Linked DNA regions of Homo sapiens: region 1 is linked to region 2. The links are chromatin contacts, found by Hi-C or POLR2A ChIA-PET in ENCODE. All regions are on one chromosome and are shown on one strand. Each heading gives the region's core, a stretch centred on a gene start or an enhancer-like site at or near the end of the contact. The rest is flanking DNA. Distances are from core to core; before and after follow the strand shown. Region 1 overlaps CECR2 (CECR2 histone acetyl-lysine reader). Region 2 overlaps IL17RA (interleukin 17 receptor A).

The links. Hi-C counts contacts between places; a loop is a spot of excess contacts on that map. ChIA-PET counts read pairs that join two places held with the same protein, here RNA polymerase II (POLR2A). Pooled maps may share reads with other maps.
Region 1: a loop to region 2 is called in a map of ovary, with 3 times the contacts of the local background. The contact joins two enhancer-like sites. A Hi-C loop is called at or near these places in 11 of 168 maps with a recorded cell type or tissue (HCT116, Right ventricle myocardium superior, adrenal gland and 7 more), 2 of 37 single-sample maps with no recorded cell type and 10 of 50 pooled maps. POLR2A ChIA-PET finds 5 or more read pairs at or near these places in 2 of 52 experiments (CD4-positive, alpha-beta T cell and OCI-LY7).

Annotation. Positions count from the first base shown.
Region 1 is chr22:17,490,397-17,493,726 of GRCh38, reverse strand. All of the region lies in intron 2 of CECR2 (CECR2 histone acetyl-lysine reader), which reads right to left. Among named protein-coding and RNA genes, the nearest start is that of SLC25A18, 71 kb to the left of the region's middle. Within about 2 kb of position 1,311, at least 4 of the 41 ENCODE cell types and tissues checked have a DNase peak (open chromatin) inside an H3K27ac peak, as active enhancers do.
Region 2 is chr22:17,096,745-17,100,384 of GRCh38, reverse strand. IL17RA (interleukin 17 receptor A) reads right to left here. Exons shown (of 13, transcript NM_014339.7): 2 at 3,299-3,323; 3 at 2,442-2,588; 4 at 1,498-1,610; 5 at 1-30. Among named protein-coding and RNA genes, the nearest start is that of IL17RA, 14 kb to the right of the region's middle. Within about 2 kb of position 1,949, at least 7 of the 41 ENCODE cell types and tissues checked have a DNase peak (open chromatin) inside an H3K27ac peak, as active enhancers do.

The DNA.
Region 1 (3,330 bases), core at 62-2,561, 390 kb before region 2:
TACTTGTCTCAAACAATTCCATGTTTCAGATTCCTTCCCAACAGGCCTATTGTCCTACTCAGTTTAAATTACATCACTTTTGCTAAAAGCTTTCTTAAGGCATCTATCTCCATGCCACCTTAACTAGGAGACACCTGAGGGCCTACAATCCAAGACAATTCCATTTCCTTGTATGTAGATCAACCTTCTCCTAGAAATCTACATCTCCTTTTAAACATCAGAGAGTGAATGGGGAAAAATCTCTTGAGGGCAAAGGCACTGGCTAAGGGTGATTTGAAATAAAAAGGCTTCAGGAAGCTAAAAATCAGGCTAATTCTTTTGACTTACTGGTTCTTCATCTTCTATAGGACAGAAAACACTTAATAATTTGATAAAGACTACATACTTTCTCCCCCAGAAAAATGAGCACACAATTTTGCATGTACTTTCAGGTTTTACTATTTAAAGGAAAAAGAGGCCGGGCGCAGTAGCTCACGCCGGTAATCCCAGCACTTTGGGAGGCCGAGATGGGCAGATCACTTGAGGACAGGAGTTTGAGACCAGCCTGGCCAACACAGAGAAAGCCTGTCTCTACTAAAAATACAGAAATTAGCCAGGCATGGTGGTACGTGCCTGTAATCCCAGCCACTCGGGAGGCTGAGGCAGGAGAATCACTTGAACTCAGGAGGAGGAGGTTGCAGTGAGCTGAGATTGCACCACTGCACTCCAGCCTGGGCGACAGAGCCAGACTCTGTCTCAAAAATAAAATAAAATAAAATATAAAGTAAAATAAAATAAAGGAAAAAGAACAGTGGCACTGTGCTGCTAAAAACTAATGTGTACATATTTTTAAGCTTCTCAAGTTTAGATTACCTGGAACATTCATTCACTTACTCATCCATTCATCTCCTTGCAATTCCCTCTTAATGACTTAGTAATTCTCATCATTCTGAAATTATCTTGAACTATAATAAAACATTTCATTTAAAAATAGTAATGCAAAGATCAAACCAAACGGAATTTCTCAGAACAACAAGGTCTATTTTATTTCTTGTCTAGGAAAAGTTCCAAATACTCTTAAATGACCCATTTTCGCATTCATTTTCCATCCTACAAAACAGCAGTAAGAGACTGGCTCTTAATTACCTCTTTTTTTCCCTCTATGAGTGAAAGAGCAAGAAAGAGTGAAAATAAGAATGAGTCAACAACCTTTCCAAACTCTTAAAGTTAGCCATTTCTTAGAGGCCCAGCAGAGAATTTCTCAGCTTGCTCCAGACAGAACATGCTTCTACTGCTGAGACCAAGGACGGCACGACCTGATTCAAGTGTTCCAGCACAAGCCTCTGCCGGCTGGAACTGGCAGAATTCTTCACTGTGTAGGACAACACATTGTTAATATCTGCACCCTGTTTGGGGAGATCACAAGAAGAAGACTCTTAAGTTCTTTGAGGCATGTGTTAGGGACATGAAAGGGCAGCCATGGTCTCTCTACAGGGGAGCAATAAAGGTTTGGCACCAGGCTTCCCAGAATGGAGATAAGATGAAAAATCAAATTGCATTCTCCCATTTGCTACAACAATTTGTGAAGCAAATGAAATACATGTACACACAGGCCACGTTTAACATAAGTACTGAATTGAGATAAATATTCTGGTTCTAGTAGTAAAGCAACAAGTAAAAGATTCTGTATGAATACTTGATAAAGCATTTATTCTCGAAGCTTATAAAAAGACCAGGCCAAAATAATTAAAATAACAGTTCTTCTTCTCTAGGGCTGTAGAATAGCTACTATATCCCACATACTAAAATCAACATGACAGCCAAGATAAGTTAAAATCATGGTTATTTCAAATTAAAGGAAAATATGGTTAAGGCAGAATCTGCAAAACATCTTTGCCTAGAGAAACATGTACATAATACAGATTTTTACATGTGTTTATGAATGTTTATGTTGGGTAACCAAGAAAGTGAATAAACCCCAAATGTATCTTTAAAATGATAAAGGCTATTTTTTTAATGGAACCTAAATACTGTACAGATGAAGTGAGAAGTCTCAAGTATCATGTATAAGGCATGAAGAGGTACAATAAAAATTCTGAATAGCTCTGGATAAAATTTAAGGATATATATTGTTTGCCCTACGACTGCTAAACACCCACCCCCCCACACACACACACACAGAATAAGAAGCCAATAGTGGAAATAAAGTGATACACTTAAAACAAATTCATGTGCCTAAAAGAAAGCATTAAAGGACCAACAAAGGAACAAAAAGCAGAAGGCAGCAGAGAAGTTTCTCAACCTTAGCCACTTGGGAAATGCAAGTCAAAACCATAATGAGGTACCACCTCATGTCCACTATAATGGAGGACGTCAAAAAACACACAGTAACAAGTGCTGACCAGGATGCAGAGACACGGAATCCTCACACACGGCCGGTGGGAAGGCTAAGTGTGCAGCTGCTGTGGAAGTTTCGCCAAGTTGCACTGAACTACCAACCCAGCCACTCCAACTCCTAGGTGTACACCCCAGAGAAAAGGAAAACACATCCACACAAAGACTTGCGCACAAATGTTCAAAGCGGCAGAATTCCTAACAGCCAAAAGCTAAAATCTGCGTACATACCCATGAACTGAAGGATTAAGTGTGTATCCACACAATGAAGTATTATTTTACCATAAAAATGAATGAAGTACTGATTCATGCTACAACATGGTTAAAACTTGAAAAATAACTCTAAGTGAAAAAAGCCAGATACAAAAGGACACTTCCCATATGGCTCCAGTTATAAGATGGGCCTACAACACTCAAACCTGTGGAGACAGTAAGAATAGTGACGCTGGGAAGTGGGTGGGAGGAAACAGGGAATGATTGCTAATGGTACAAAGTGTCTTCTGTAGGGTAATAGAAGTATTCTGCAATTAGATAGTGGTGATGGTTGCACAATTTTGTTAATACATAAAAACCAATGAATTGTACACTTTAAAAAAACACAAGGAGGCCTGGCATGGTGGCTCATGCCTGTAATCCTAGCACTTTGGGAGGCTGAGGTGGACAGATCATGAAGTCAGGAGTTTGAGACCAGCCTGGCCAATATGGTGAAACCCTGTCTCTACTAAAAATAAAAAATAAAAATAAAAAAAAAATTAGCCGGGCGTGGTGGCATGCACCTGTAATCCCAGCTACTCGGGAGGCTGATGCAGGAGAATTGCTTGCACTCAGGAGGCGGAGGTTGCAGTGAGCTGAGATCACACCACTGCACTCCAGCCTGGGTGACAGAGCAAGACGCCATCTCAAAAAATAAATAAATAAAAATACAAAGATTAAAAGGATAGAAAATGATCTACCAGG
Region 2 (3,640 bases), core at 700-3,199:
AACCACAAAGTGGCTGAAGGTAAAACGCCACTGAAGAGAAGGGAGGAAGGGAAGGTGGATGGATTACACACACCTCTGTCACCCATCTATGCCCAAAGACCCCCGTTCCCACCCACTCCCGAATATTCAGCCAAAAATAAGAACAAAGCAACAACCACAGCAAAATCCAAGGTCAGGGAAATCAGTATCTTTGTTTTTTGTTTCCTCTGGTCCTTTCTGCCTGTTTTTTTTTTTTTTTTTTTTAAACCTGGATCTGGCCTCATCAGTAGACAGTGAATAAGGCAAAAGAATTTGGGGAAAGTGGAAGTAGTCCCACCCCTCCCACCTGCCCTCTCAAATTCTAGGACAATGGGTATGAGAGGGCGGAGCCAGGGGACTTGGGGCTATGGAGATCTGGCACACGCCAGGCAGGTAAAAACTATTTGTCAAATGATTCTTCCTCCTCAAACGGAAAAGCCAGGAACCTCTTGAGACCATTATGGAGTAAAAAGGTGCAAAGGACAAGCTAGAGACCCCCACTCACCCTGGGCCAGCAGGCACCTCAGTTGCAATGATATTTGAATTTGTGCTAAGTTATTTTCTGGGTGTTAGAGATTACAGACATCGACTCCAACCCCCATTCTAGTTACCCTGGTGGAGGGGCCGGGGTCCTTTGCTTCTAAGTGGACGGAGGAACCTGGTTCTCACCATTCGCATAGCAGTCAAGTTTGGGGGTCCTAATTTAACATCGGAGAGGGGTTCTGCCTTTGCTGCTTGAGTTTGTGGGAGATCTAACTTGTTTTCAAGTGACCATTTGCAGATTTAAACCAGTAGTCTTCAAACTAAGGCTCGCATCGTGATGACTTAAGGGTTAAGCACCAGTTGCTGGACCCCACCCTAAGAGTTTCTGGCCTGGGAAGTCTGGGGTGGGGCCAAACATCTCTACCACGTTCCCAGGTGAGGCTGAGGCTGCTGGTCTACGGACCACACTTTGAGACCCACTGCTTTAAACAAACTTAAACAAGAATCAACATTTCACCATTTAGCTGTGAGCAGCAAAATGAGACTAAGCTGTTGTAGTGCTCATTTGCCCACCTACAGCAGTTCTTTGGTCTGGGCGGTTTTTTCTTCCTGAAGGTAGGCCCCAGCTGAATCCAAGTTACACATAAAAGATGTTACACAAAGTTACACAAAGATGGCAGGAGGTAGGGCTGTGGAAGCTGCCTTCCAATTCAACTTCCTTTCCGAACGAATAGCTAGGTAAAGTGGGAAGAAAAACCAGGGGTGAGCAGGTGAGGGACGCTTTCAAAAATACGCTCTGTCCCTCACTATTGCTCACGGCGGCCACACCACTTCTCTTTTGACTTCTGCCCATCTCAGGCTGCCATTCTGAATTCCACAGACTCCCTCAGCACCTCTGGGTCTCCCCCACTCTAAATCAGGGTCTGAATTTGGGGACAAGAAGTCTGTACTGGTGTCATCAGTGGAACATAATCCACTCAGGAGCTGTGTTCTTACCCGCCTGTGGTGATGCCTCAGTTTGGACAGAAACTCAAACCTGACGCACAAACGTTCATTGGTGTTCAGCTGCAGGACAGATAACTCTGCACCCTCGAGGTACAGGATGCTGGCTGCAGGAGAGGGAGAAGAGAAGACAAACAGATGCAGATCAGCCAAGACAAGTGCTGGGTGTGTCACTTCCCTATCTGTTGCGGTTGTTCACTCCTAAAAGAAAATCTGCCGTCTTACCCAACTCTCCACATCCTGTTCCTTTCAGTTCACTCTCTGGCCTCAGCCTACCGCCTTGCAGACAGTTATTTCCCAGCTGGGCAAGGAAAAATGACACTTTACACTGGGCTAGAAGTAAAGGCTTTGCAAACTTGTGGTGAGGGCTTTGACAATCTGGCATGGGTGTCAAACACAGCCATCCCCACCATCCTCACGAGGTTGTGGCTGTCAGCAGGAGCACTGAGGGCGGGGACTTCCAAAAAGAACTTCCCCCATGCCCCGTTCACAAATCTGGGGCTAGTGCTCATAAGCCCCAATCGTCCCAATTCTGTAACATAAACTCTCCATTCCTGAATAGGCTTGGGGGACGTTTTAAAAGTGCTGGCCCCTAAATTCAGGGAACAGGTTGACAAATGTGTTACCATTTTCCACTTCATTTTTGGTACTGTAGTCACAAAATTAACTGCTTGCTTTTTTTTCCCCTCAGGGTGCTAAAAATATTAGGTTGAAGGAAGTCCTTTCATGAAGAATGGTGTGATGAGAAGGTATCACTGTGGGTTAATATCTAAAATGCTGAACAAGTATTTGACTGCATGAAATGACGGATCCTTATAGCACTAAATTTGAACCCCCATGTCTGAGCACAGGACTGGGAGCCCAATCCTGAGCCTGACTGGGAGAGCCACTTGGAGGCAGGGAGAATCCCCCAGGGCCCTGCTGGCATGCCCACTCACCGTCTGTCTGCAGTGTCCATTCGATGTGAGCCACGGGGAACAGGTCTCCTTGTTGGGTGTGGGCAAAGTGCAGCTGGATCTGCAGGTCCTTTGGGGAGGAGGGGGTCAGGTTTCGAGGGTGAATCCAGCTGTCATCCAGGCAGGTACCTGGCAGCCAGGGAAAAGCAACATTCAGAGACTTATAGCCGAGACCCTGAGATGCCCCAGCAGCAGGTACAGACAGCTAGACAGCAAACAGCTCAGGGGCCCGCGGCCTTCCAGCCTGTGGCCCTTGGCCGCGTCCTCAGCTTTACTGCCCTGCTCCCTCTTCTCTAATGTTTACTGGGGTCACTGCAAACCTCTCAAGTCTAAAGGGAATTTTAGGAGAGAAGACAAAGTACACAAGTTGATTTTGAGAAGAAGTTGTGATTGGGAATAAGGGCACAGGAGGGATGCAGTTGTAGTAAGAGCTGCTTTATTGTTATATGTCAGGGGTCTCTAATTGGCTCAGACACTTGAATATGTGCCTCTTTGAATTAAAACAAAACAAAATCAACAGCACAGATGTCTCTCACTTTACAGTGACAAGCTGTGGCAAATCAAATTATATTATAGATACAGTAGGGCAGCTCCCCAGAGAATACTTTCACAATCCAAATGACAGTTCTGTTTCTCCTTTCCTGACTTTTGCATAATGAATGTTCTCGACAGGAAGCGCAGGTGCACGCATCCACAATTCTCCGGGAACCCTCCTGCGGATGGCTGTAGCTCACAGCCTGAACCTGGAGTGGCATGGCAAGACTTCTGTCAGAAGTTGGCAGCAGGCTCTCACTTGATTAAGAAGGCAACAAGAAGAAGAACAGAAAAAGATGACTTACTATTCTTGACCGTGCAGTTTAGCCCCTGTGGAAAAAAGAGGGTGGTTATTACAGCTGGGAAAAGGCTTGAATTCACATGCCAGGGCCAGATGCTCTCCACTGGCTCATTCTCAGGAATGCCATCTACACAGCCTGCCCTTCTCACTTTTTGGGGAATAGGATGAGGAGTGAGTCCAGGGGATGGCAAAGGGAATGGTGCTTTTTTTTTTTTTTTTTTGAGATGGAGTCTTGCTCTGTCGCCCAGGCTGGAGTGCAGTGGCGCGATCTCAGCTCACTGCAAGCTCCGCCTCCCGGGTTCACGCCATTCTCCTGCCTCGGCCTCCCAGGTAGCTGGGACTACAG